Regions from separate parts of the Homo sapiens genome. Here regions 2 and 3 are each linked to region 1. A link is a loop called in an ENCODE intact Hi-C map of the cell type or tissue named here. Cell type or tissue: PC-9. All regions are shown on one strand.

Region 1 (4,000 bases):
TGCCACTCCTTTCCTCCTGGCTGGACTCTGGGTATGACACCAGGACCTGTGGCAGCCATTTCTGTGACAGGACAGACAGGTATATGGCTGGCAGAGTCTTTAAATCAAGCTATAGCTGAAGATAGTCTTGTTCTAGACATTTGTTGGTGTGTGTGACATGAGTGAATACATTTCCTTTTTGCTTAGGCCATTCGGGGTTGGAATCTCCATTTCTTGTAATGAAAAAGTACAAGTGAATGCAAAACCTATTTGCTGTCCCTAAGTAGGTAATGGAGAGTGTAATCATACCCAAGAATCTATGAGGTGGTCATTTCAGAAAATGGGTTTAATGATGATTGTATGTTTTATTTTTGGACAGAGAATTCTTAGTTTTGGTGGTGTTTCTTCCATGTTCCCTTTGTAAGTTTTATAATGATTGCATAAAATGCTGATGGGGGCAAGTGGGAAAGCAGGAGCTGTGGTGACGGGTTCTCCAGATCTAATTAGGCTAACCTTGGACCTTACAGTGACTTTTCTTGAAAGTACCTTATTTTATAACTCAAATAGTAACATTATGCTAAATTATGCTTTATTACTCATAAATAATTCATGTCCATAATTTAGTATTCCTAGCATTCTGAATTGCTTCACTTAGCAAAGAGCAAAATTGCTCTCCCAAAACTGCTCATGATAAAAAGACTTCAAGTTACAGATCCAATTATTGGTTTGTTGTTTTCTACCTACTCACAGCTCTTTCTGGATTAGAAATTAATATGCTATTAGGATATTATGATGACTTATATAAAGCAAGAGAATTGTGAGTGGTGGGTTTATAGTGGAAATCTAGAGCAACTAAATGGGAATTTTAGAAACAGTTATTCTTAAGGGTCAGACATCTTTAAGATGCAATGAGTGGCTTCAGAAGCTGACTCAGCCAGGATCTTTAAACGTTAATACTGTTTGACCCTTGAGAGAAGACATATTCTGTCAATTACCTTGTCAACTCAGCACCCAAGGGAGGGTTTGGAGAAGTAGTTCCTTTTTAATCTTAGTATAACATCAGCAAGGTGTGGACATGAAGTTTGAGAGTTAGGTGGGAGAGGATGGACGTTCTTGGAGTGCCGTGTTTGTGTAGGCCATTCTCTTGGGAGCTAATTCATTCTGCTTTTTCTTTTTTTTTTTTTTTTTTGAGACAGGGTCTTGCTCTGTCTCCCAGGCTGGAGTGCCGTGGCACAATCTTGGCTCACTGCAACCTCCGCCTCCCGGGTTCAAGCAATTCTCGTGCCTCAGCCTCCCTAGTAGCTGGGACTACAGGTGCCCACCACCACACTGGCAAATTTTTGTATTTTTAGTAGAGATGGAGTTTCACCATGTTGGCCAGGATGGTCTCAATCTCCTGACCTCATGATCCACCTGCCTCGGCCTCCCAAAGTTCTGGTATTACAGGCATGAGCCACCTCGCCCGGCCTGCTTTTAAGGTATCTCTCTGTGTTCCCAAAACACTGAGGGTGTGGGGCTCCATCCTATTCTTGTGCCCTTTTATTTGATACCTCTGAAGTGCAGCCTCATTAGCTGATAGCTCAGACTCCGAGGTGCCCCTTGCTCATGGGGTTCCCTCAGAAGAAAACCTCTTCCCATTGTCCTTGGCCTTGGAGAAACCTTCAGCTCCTTCAAGGCACCACCTGAGCCTTCACTCATGCTCGCAGAATTATTAATAATTACCATCCCACAGCACTGCTGCCTGTGGTTTTAGCTGGGGCTCATTTTGCCTGTAGGTGGTAGTTGGGTACGTCTGTAACCTTCACTAGTGAAGCCTCTCGATGGTAAGGTTTATGCTTGATACATCTTTTCATTTACTCGCAGATAGAAGGTGCTCACTTCAACATTTGTTAAGAGAATCAGGGGAGTGGTATATATCATCAGGCAAAGACCAAGAGCTGTTTGTTTGTTCTGTGACCTTGAACAAGTCACTAAACCTTGTTATAGGTCTTGCTTTCCTCATCAGTAAAGCAAGATAATAGTACTTACTTCCAGGACATGGTGAGTATTGGTCCTAACACATGCAACTGCTTAGGTCATTTTAGCACAAATAAATGGCAGTGATTATCATTAGTCATTGCTGGTAAAATGCCCATTTTACTGCTTTGAATTGACCAGAAGTTAAACTGTACCCTTCAGAGGCCTCTATAAATTGAGGGCATATTATGTCCATAGTCACCAGTGCTAAAAGTGTTTGTTCTGTGTTTCCCCCAATGATGACCTTGGTGTTGACGTGTCAAGTTCAGGGAATTGCAGAAATGAGTCACTCTAGTTGCTATCATTGCCCTTTTGCCTGTTGCTGGCCATATTTGTTTTCATAGCAAAATCTGATAAACTTCTTCCTCCTTCCCTCCCAGCGTCTACTAAACACCTGCTATTGAGCCAGGGTCTGTGGTGGAGACAGAGGAATGAGTAAGGCCTGTCATTCAGCATGCCCAGTAATCAGCATGACTTATTATGGATTTAGTCAGCAGAGTTGCAGAACCACTAATAAGCAGAAATTTAGGTAATAGTGTCAAGTTATTCATGTTTTGTAATTGCCACCCCTGTTGTTTGCTCTATGATCAGAAAAGTTGTTCTGGTGGTTTATGGCTTCACAAATGAGTTTAGTTTAGGTTTCCATTTTCTTTTCTTTTTTTTTTTTTTAAATTAAAGACTTTTTTAGAGCAGTTTTAGGTTCACAGCAAATGTGAGAGGAAGGTACAGAGATATTCCATATACTCTGCCCCCATAAACACATAGCTTCCCCCCGTTATCAATAGATCCCACCAGAGTGGTGCATTTGTTACACTTGATGAACCTACACAGACACATCATTATCACCCAAAGTCCATTATTTACATTAGGGCTCACTCTTGGTGTTGTACATTCTGTGGGTTTGAACAAATGTACAATGACATGTATCCACCATTATAGTATCATGTAGAGTATCTTCACTCTCCTAAAAATCCCATCTTTCACCTATTCATCTTCTCCTCCCTTTAGGTAACCTGTTTCTATAGTTTTGTCTTTTCCAGAATGTCATACAGTTGAAATCATACAGTATGTAGCCTTTTCAGTTTGGCTTCTTTCTCTTTGCAATATGCGTTTACGGTTCCTCCGTGTCTTTTCCTGGCTTGATAGCTCATTTCCTTTTGGCACTGAGTAACATTCCATTGCCTGGATGTAGCAAAGTTTATCCACTCATCTACTGAAGGACATCTTGGTTGCTTCCAGGTTTTTGGCAAGTGTGAATAAAGCTGCTATAAACATCTGTGTGCAGGTTTTTGTATGGACATAAATTTTCAACTCTTTTGGGTAGATACCAAGGAGCACAATTTTTGGTAAGAGTGAGAAACTGCCAAACTGTCCTCCAAAGTGGCTGCACCATTTTGTATTCCCGGCAGTAATGAATGAGGGTTCCTGTCGCTCCACCTATTCATCAGTGTTTGGTGTTGACAGTATTCTGGATTTTGGTCATTCTAATAGGTGTGTTATGGTAGCTCGTTGTTTTAATTATATTTGTAAGTGTGAGAATGAAGAACTCTCCCAAGGCTCTTCACGCTCTTAGCCTGTGGTGCTGTAGACTTGGGCCTACTTTCTCATTAGTTTTCTTTCCGTATAAAGGGATGGCCCCTACTCACCTCAGTTTACTGAGGATGCTGCTGACACAAGAAATGGTCAGCAGACTGAGACACAGCTTTGACCCTGCAAAATAAGCTGAGCATGACCTGTGTGTGTTCTTGGCCTCTCCCCAAACAAGAAGAGAAGTTGCAGCTTTGTGAAGTGATAAGGGAAAGTGAATAAAAATGTATGAGAAAATCCCCCTCCCTCAGCCTTTCTCAACCTGGGTTCTGCAAGAGATGTAAGCTCTAATACCCTGAGAAGAGTGTTGTATGTGATGGATTAACCGCAGTCCCATGCATCAAGAATAGCAGTAGCCATGTACCATGCCTGGGAGAATTGAGAAAACTCACACCAGTCATTTTCTGTGCTCTGTAGG
Region 2 (4,000 bases), 130 kb before region 1:
TTGATCCTTTCAAAAAACCAGCTCCTGGATTCATTAATTTTTTGAAGGGTTTTTTGTGTCTCTATTTCCTTCAGTTCTGCTCTGATTTTAGTTATATCTTGCCTTCTGCTAGCTTTTGAATGTGTTTGCTCTTGCTTTTCTAGTTCTTTTAATTGTGATGTTAGGGTGTCAATTTTGGATCTTTCCTGCTTTCCCTTGTGTGCATTTAGTGCTATAAATTTCCCTCTACACATTGCTTTGAATGTGTCCCAGAGATTCTGGTATGTCTTTGTTCTCGTCGGTTTCAAAGAACATGCACACGTAAGTTTATTGTGGCACTATTCACAATAGCAAAGACTTGGAACCAACCCAAATGTCCAACAATGATAGACTGGATTAAGAAAATGTGGCACATATACACCATGGAATACTATGCAGCTATAAAAAATGATGAGTTCATGTCCTTTGTAGGGACATGGATGAAATTGGAAATCATCATTCTCAGTAAACCATCACAAGGACAAAAAACCAAACACCGCATATTCTCACTCATAGGTGGGAATTGAACAATGAGAACACATGGACACAGGAAGGGGAACATCACACTCTGGGGACTGTTGTGGGGTGGGGGGAGGGGGGAGGGATAGCATTAGGAGATATACCTAATGCTAAATGACGAGTTAATGGGTGCAGCACACCAGCATGGCACATGTATACATATGTAACTAACCTGCACAATGTGCACATGTACCCTAAAACTTAAAGTATAATAATAATAATAAAAAGAATTTGTGATGTTTCACATTGTCACTGTTCTCAAAAGTCATCATCACTAATGCCATCCTTGACCATGAAACACAATGGTTTATCTTCTCTGAGCTGTTTTAGTCATAATCCAATGTTCTCATCCCATTCTGATAACCTAGACATACCTGTTTGCTCAAATAATTGAGTCAGTAATCCTACAGCCCTCCACATTCTACTCTAGTTGCCTCCTGAACTCTTTTAAATCAATTGCAGGAACCAAAAATTGAGATTCAATCCAGGATCCCCTCTGATTGTGTTAGCTTTGCCAGATCAGAGTAACCTAATAAGGCTCTGCAATTGTGGAAAGAGCTAGCTATGCCTACTGGCATCCAGGAAAAATGACTGGCTCACCTTAAATCAGATTTATGAGTGCCAACCTAAAAGCTAGTGGTGCACTTGAATTTTATTCATCTTTTTTCCACCATGACTTTGAATCAGGAAGCAGCTTTCCTCTGACTAAGCCTCTTCATTCCCTACTGCCGTAATCGATGACTAATTCAGAAATGAGGTGGTAGACATTTACATGATGGGAGATTATGTGCTAGTCATTCATAATGACAATGCTAGGGTTGTCAATCATGGCATACTGTTACAAAGCTATGGAGGGGAGAGGCAGAAATAAAGGAATGGGAAATTAACCATCTGATGTGTGTTTTAAAAAGAATGAACATCACTCTAGACTTATTCAGAACTCTGGTGACAGAAAATAACTCTTTTTCTTGTAAGGTTGAGGGTGGGTTGGGCAAAACCAGAGGTTCTCAATCTTAAATACCAAATGGCAATCACTTGAGAGAACTTTATCCACCTCTCCCCTTCATCCCTTTCTTCCCCTCCCACAGTTGCCAGAAATGCCTAAATTTGAATTTTAGATGAATAATGGATAATATTTTCAGTATAAGGTGTGTCTCAAATATTGCTTGAGATGTACTTATGCTTAAAAAATAATTCATTATTTATTTATTTATTTTATTTTTTTGAGATGGAGTCTCACTCTGTCACTCAAGCTGGAATGCAGTGGCATGATCTCAGCTCACTGCAACCTCTGCCACCCGGGTTCAAGCAATTCTCCCACCTCACCTTCCCGAGTAGCCGGGATTACAGGTGCATGCCGCCATGTTTGGCTAATTTTTGTATTTTTAGTAGAGACGGGGTTTCACCATGTTGGCCAGGCTGGTCTGGAACTCCTGACCTCAGATAATCTGCCCCCACTTGGCCTCTTAAAGTGCTGGGACTACAGGCCTGAGCCACCGTGCCCGGCCAAAAAATAACTCATTACTTATCTGAAATTCAAATTTAATTACAGTTCTGTATTTCTACCTACTAAATCTGGCATGTACACACCCCAAACCACATTCAGAATTAACAGGTGTGAAAGTTGTCAGAAGCAAAATGGAGTCGCTTGTGTCAAACTCTAACAAAAAAATAAACAAAGCTGGGATTCTGAGAAGGGAGGGCCCTCAGTGCGCAAATGCCTGTGATAAGAACTGTTACAAAGACTCTCAGAAGGGCTCTTACGCACATATACCTGTAACAAGAACTTTAGTCAAGGACTTCTCAAATTGCAGCTTGCTACCTGAGTCACAAGGACGTATTGTGACTCAGCTTGCTACTGAGTCACAGCTAGCTGGACGTATGGAACACTTGCCTGACACTGTCTCCATAATGAATTGGCATCAACTCCTGTGATAAGCCCCTGTAACCAGTGTTCTTTCTGACCCAAAACAAATTATGTGTAATTTTCCCTTTTCCCTTTAAAAGCTTCCCTTTTGCCTTAATCTCTTTGGACATGTCTACAGTCCCTGTAGCCCATATGTCCTGGATTTGCAAATCCCCTGCAGGGTTCTTGATGTTATTTAGGGAGACACAGGTCTGGTAGTTTTTTTTTAAGTTCCTCAGGTGACTCTAATGTGCACCAAGATTCTGAAAGACTGGGCTAAACTTTAGAAGATGTCCTTTGCAGCTGGGTGCAGTGGATCACATCTGTAATCCCAGATGTGGATTTGGGAGGCTGAGGCCAGAGGACCGCTTAAGGGCAGGAATTCCAGACCAGCCTTGGGCAACATAGCGAGGTCCCCTCCCTACAAAATATTTAAAAAGTAGCTGGGCATGGTGGTGCACACCTGTATTCCCAGCTACTTGGGAGGCTGAGGCAAGGAGACTGCTTGAGCCTAGGAGTTTGAGGCTGCAGTGAGCTATGATTGCACGATTGCACTCCAGACTGGGTGACAGAGTGAGACCCTGTCTCAAATATATATATACACATATATATACACACATATATATATATTATTTATGTGTGTGTACATATACATATATATATGGTGTCCTTTGTAGGTTCAGGTTGGCAAAGGGCAAACTAAAAACAGCAAAGAGAAGGCTGGGAAAACAGCCATGGGATGAGTACACCCATTCCAACTCCTTTATTTACTTATTTATTTATTTGAGACGGAGTCTCACTGTCACCCAGGCTTCAGTGCAGTGACGCGATCTCGGCTCACTGCAACCTCTGCCTCCCGTGTTCAAGCGATTCTCCTGCCTCAGCCTCCCAAGTAGCTGAGATTATAGGCATGTGCCACCACATCCGGATAATTTTTGTATTTTTAGTAGAGACAGAGTTTCATTCACCATATTGGCCGGGCTGGTCTCAGATTCCTGGCCTCATGTAATCTGCCTGCCTCGGCCTCCTAAAGTGCTGAGATTACAGGTGTGAGCCACTGTGCCCGGCCCCAACTCCTTTTTTTTAAATAGAATTTTATAATTATATTAAACATTTATGTAAAAGATGTTTCATCTTTCAAGAAAGTTTCCCCTATTTCCCTATCTTTTCTATCTTCTTCAGAGCAATAAATTATATTACTATTGCATGGACAAACTGCTCCATTGTGTTGGACAGTAATTCTATCTTTGTGTTTGACATCATTATCACCTCCAAAACTGCAGTCTGACCGCACTGTTTCATGGTAAAATTGTACCCCACTCAAATGAGAAGAGTCCAAAGAAATTAGAGCAGTCATCAAATTCATATGAATGAATAATAGACAACTAAAGATTTTATGAGACTGACGTGATACCTACTGCGCTCAGGAGGCACCTGACAACCAAAGATTTTAAAGTACTGATTTAGAAACAGTGTCTAAATCACAAGCCTTCCATTTGTCATATTGTTAAAATGGCAGATACAGAAATGAAAGCTATATTAATGAAAACTGAATTC
Region 3 (4,000 bases), 91 kb before region 1:
ACCACTCTATCCTGCACCCTCCCCACCCAGTGCATCCTATGCCCCACCTGCCAAAGAGCTTAATTCCCTGCAGACTCCCCGGGGACCCCACAGTCACAACAGCAATCCCTCACACATGCTGCCATCCCACTTGAATGCCTTTCATTCTGCTCCTCCACCCTGGCCACTTGGCTAATCCTGCAAGACTCAGATCAAGTGATCACACCCTGGAAGATCGCCCCTCAAGCCTTGATGTATTGTGATGTGTCTGATCCAAGCAGCCTGATGACCCTTTATCCTAGTATTTAGCAAGCTGTGTTTTAATTGTCTATCTCTAAAGTATTTTGTGCAGTCCACATATCTTAAATACCATTATTTCACCAACGAGAATGCATATCTAACCATGAATCACATTAATCAACAAGTCGCCAATTTCATCATTCAACAGCAATTTCTGACATTTACTGTCCTAATTGGCAAAGCATTGATGGAAATGCGATCAGAAGCATGTGTTGTGGCCTTTCTGATGTAAAGCCAACTGATCACCCCTAGAACACATATGTTTGATTAAGACAACTGACATGCTCAGAGATGACATTTGAACCATCTAGCACATATGTCTAGCACACCTGGTCTATGATGAAATGTTTAAAGCAATTTATAGACATAGGGACATGCTCTTCGAGATGTCAAGAACATCTGTTCCGAAAGCTCTCTCCTGCTGTTGCCAAAGTCCCTACTTCCGGAATGGACTTCTAGAACAGCTTTGGGCTAAATATGAACATAGGTCTTCTTGACCTCTGTGACACACTTCGTTACCTGGCCTTGAAGCAATATTGCAATAAAGTGACCACCAGCCCTTATCGTACCTTTGTGCAGATTAGAAAAATGCCCCTTCCTCCAGGTGGATGCAGCCAGTGCCAGGCATTTCAATTAGCAGGGAACGAGCTGGATTTGCATGCCTACTCGCCCCCTTGGCCAGGTGGCTTTGTGTGGAGTGGAGAAAAGTCCCTGGCTGTCCATGTATAGATTCCCATAAAAACCCTCAGAAAAAGAACTCCTTTAACTTTTTCCTTCAGCTCCTTGTCTTTTGCAAGCAATCCTCCAAGTGCATCCTCCCCTTCACAGCACACACGTACATACACCCTAGTGAAATGTGAAAAGGCAACCACTCATCCCCACAGGAACAAACAATCATCCAGGCAAATGCTAGTCTCAGTTCGTAGACAGCCAAGAAAGATTGTGCTTCCTCTCTCTTGCTGTGCCCCTCATTTCCCCTGCTCCCTTGAAAAACAAAGTAGAAGCTTCAGAGAAAAACAATCTAGTCTTGTGACTATGTATATAATTAAAATACAGCATTAAAAATCGACTTCAAGTCGATGGGACCATGTATCACTTAGGATGCTTTTGGTGGGAACGAACAGAAAACCCATCTCAAAATGGCTACAACTATAGGGGAATGTATTATGTCACTGTATAGGAGAATGTATTATTTCACTCTATAGGGGAATGTATTGTCTCACTCAGCAAGAAGTCCTGAGGTAGAGCAGCTGCAGGGCCAATTAGTCCAGCAGCTCAAACAACATTCTCTAAAGCCCAGGTTCTTTTCACCTTTTCCCTTTGTTATCTTCACATATCAGCTTAGCTCACTCTCAGTTACGAAGTGGTTGCCCTTGTTCCTGGCTTCACATACAGACATGGGCGTGTCCAGCAGAATAATAGGAGCTTTTTGTTTAATGTGCTTTTTGGTTCCCCACTCCCCAGGGAACTAAAGATTTCCCTTCTAGTTCTTAGCCAGAACTCTGTTCCATGCCCACACCCAAATGAATCACCTCCAGGGAAATGGGATTGCCAGGCCTGGTTTAGGCACTGCCACCATTCACCCCTGGAGCTGGGATGAGGAAGGAGGGTTTTTGTCGGGGTGCTCAAGGAAGTGAGTCAAGTTCAGGGCGGCTGGAGGGAGCATACATCCCTCTGGATGCCCTGGCCTGTCATGCTGTGGTGAGGAGTTGGCCTTTATCCTGCCTGTCACATGGAGGCATTTAGTATCTGTTTGTAGAAATAATCTTGAAACTACAATCTTTAAGTAAAAATTGTCTTCCATTCACACACTGCTCTCCGCTGTGTCTCTTCTGAAGAAGCCTAAGTGGAAAAGGATAAGATCACTTATCTTGTGCTTTCGCGTTTCCTGTGGGGAGGACTCCCCCTTCGAAGTGTCAGGAGATTATCTGATGAAGCTGTTTATAAAAGCAGGGCTCAGGCACTCCTCTGGGACCCACATGCACGTTCTTCCACAGGCCACACCTGGGCCCAGCAATGGTTCTAATCCAAGAGGGCCTCATCGCATGGGGCTGGGACATCTGTGCCATCCCCAGGCCCCAGCAGGCCTTCCTCCTCATTAAATGTTTCTGTTGAGGCAGTTTTGGGAAGCATCTACCTTTTTCCCCAAAGAGAGTTACTCACATTTTCCCGAATTAAACTTCTCACCCCAGGTAATTTTTATTTTGAACCCTCTTTAGGCCCTGAATTGTGACTTTTAGTCTCTGAACTTCATATCAGGTTCTATTTTAGTAAGCACTGCAAATGTCAAGGTAATGACATGTGATTCCTTTTTGGGAACACTGTGGAAGATGCTAATGGAGAAGTGTGTCACCAGATGACCTCCTGAGGTCCCCAGAAGAAACATATATAGAGAGGGAATCCACTTCCACCGGACTGGCCTCTGTGAATAGGGAAGGGAAGTCATGTTTGCTGTGACTGTACTCTAGGCCAGGGGCTTTGCAGCCATTTAGTCTGCCTAAGAGACCTGACGTGGGCATTACCATTTCCATTGTTCAGACATGGAAACTGAGTCTGAAAGAAGTTAAAGAACTTGCTCAAGGGGGAATTTGAGCCCAAATGTGCTGCCTCTAAAATCCGTGCTTTTATCAATGCATCATGCTGGGCTCTGGCAGGAGTGAGTAAGGCTGAGTGTGCTGAATTCATTGTGATAAGAGGCGCTGACCTCCATGGAAAGGAAAACCCTGAGCCTGGGGCCCCTGGGGTCATGTCACACTTTCACTTTGTCCTGGCCAGAGCATGTGGGATGATGAGGCAGGAAAGTGGGAAAGGTGTGTGGCTGGGGAGGGTCGCAGCAGATCTTGCCCCACACCCCTCCTCCATTTGTGAATCAGTATTTAGAGCAGTTGCTCCCTGGGGACTTTCACTTTGGGCCTCACATTAAGGGGGAAAAAAAAGAGCAGGCTAAAGACAGGCAGGGCATGAGTTCTGAGCCTCGTGCCAGGTCAGAAACAGAAAGGTGACAGCTTCCCTCTGAATGAGATGTTCTGGGAGCCAAGAAGACAAAATGAATTCCTGAGATTTATTTTTTTCCCCATTTTGTCTGAAACAGTTTTCTGTTTCCACTGTGAAACCACTCCTGAATAACCTTCCCTGAACCTCACAGTTTGGATAAGGAAACAAATTTCCTGCTGCCACGGCAACAGCCTCTCACTTACCCAACTGCGGAGTGGGGGGAAGCCCAGGGCGGTAAGGTCTGTGATGCACCAGACAGTCACACCAGCGAAAGGCCCATTTACCGGTGTATTCACCAGGTGCCAGGGACCCACGTCAGAAACCCAGGCTCCCTTATCTGCTCAACAGATGGCAGAGCCACATGGCCACATGGCCCAGGGCAGGGCACTGAGAATTCTTATGCAAAACCAAGCCTCCTTGGGCAGGAAGCCTGCACTGGGGATAGTGATGGATGGTAATTCTCCACTCTTTCTCCCGGCCAGCCTCCCATTGGGGCTGCCTGTTTCCCTTCTCACATTCTTTTATAAAATAAAAAAGTCAAATCAACTCATACTTTTTGGGCAGGACACTGTGTGACATACAAAATATATACTGTACACTGGCGAGAGTCTGAAAGAAAATATGTCAAATGGTTAAGAGCAATTATTTGTGATTAATGAGATTATAAATAATTTTTATTTTTGATGTTTATTATGTTTTCTTAGAAAGTCTCTAAGTTGAACATGAA

What was found. Hi-C counts contacts between places; a loop is a spot of excess contacts. Peaks named below come from ENCODE experiments on the same cell type or tissue, not always from the same donor. Only the 100,000 strongest peaks of a DNase experiment are listed, where the experiment ranks them.
Region 2: it touches region 1 in a loop (12-fold over the local background); 1 of 110 quality-filtered maps calls a loop at or near these places.
Region 3: a loop joins it to region 1, with 5 times the contacts of the local background. A loop is called at or near these places in 1 of 110 quality-filtered maps.

Annotation. Positions count from the first base shown.
Region 1 is chr2:134,682,091-134,686,090 of GRCh38, reverse strand. All of the region lies in intron 2 of TMEM163 (transmembrane protein 163), which reads left to right. Among named protein-coding and RNA genes, the nearest start is that of TMEM163, 35 kb to the left of the region's middle. RefSeq lists an enhancer at 2,268-2,337. In PC-9, no CTCF peak of the experiment used is centred here; a DNase peak (open chromatin) is centred at 2,310; H3K27ac peaks cover 2,493 bases.
Region 2 is chr2:134,816,791-134,820,790 of GRCh38, reverse strand. It overlaps the pseudogene C18orf32P2. Among named protein-coding and RNA genes, the nearest start is that of ACMSD, 20 kb to the left of the region's middle. In PC-9, no CTCF peak of the experiment used is centred here; DNase peaks (open chromatin) are centred at 1,280 and 2,350; H3K27ac peaks cover 2,271 bases.
Region 3 is chr2:134,773,157-134,777,156 of GRCh38, reverse strand. No RefSeq gene overlaps it. Among named protein-coding and RNA genes, the nearest start is that of TMEM163, 56 kb to the right of the region's middle. In PC-9, no CTCF peak of the experiment used is centred here; a DNase peak (open chromatin) is centred at 1,746; H3K27ac peaks cover 3,792 bases.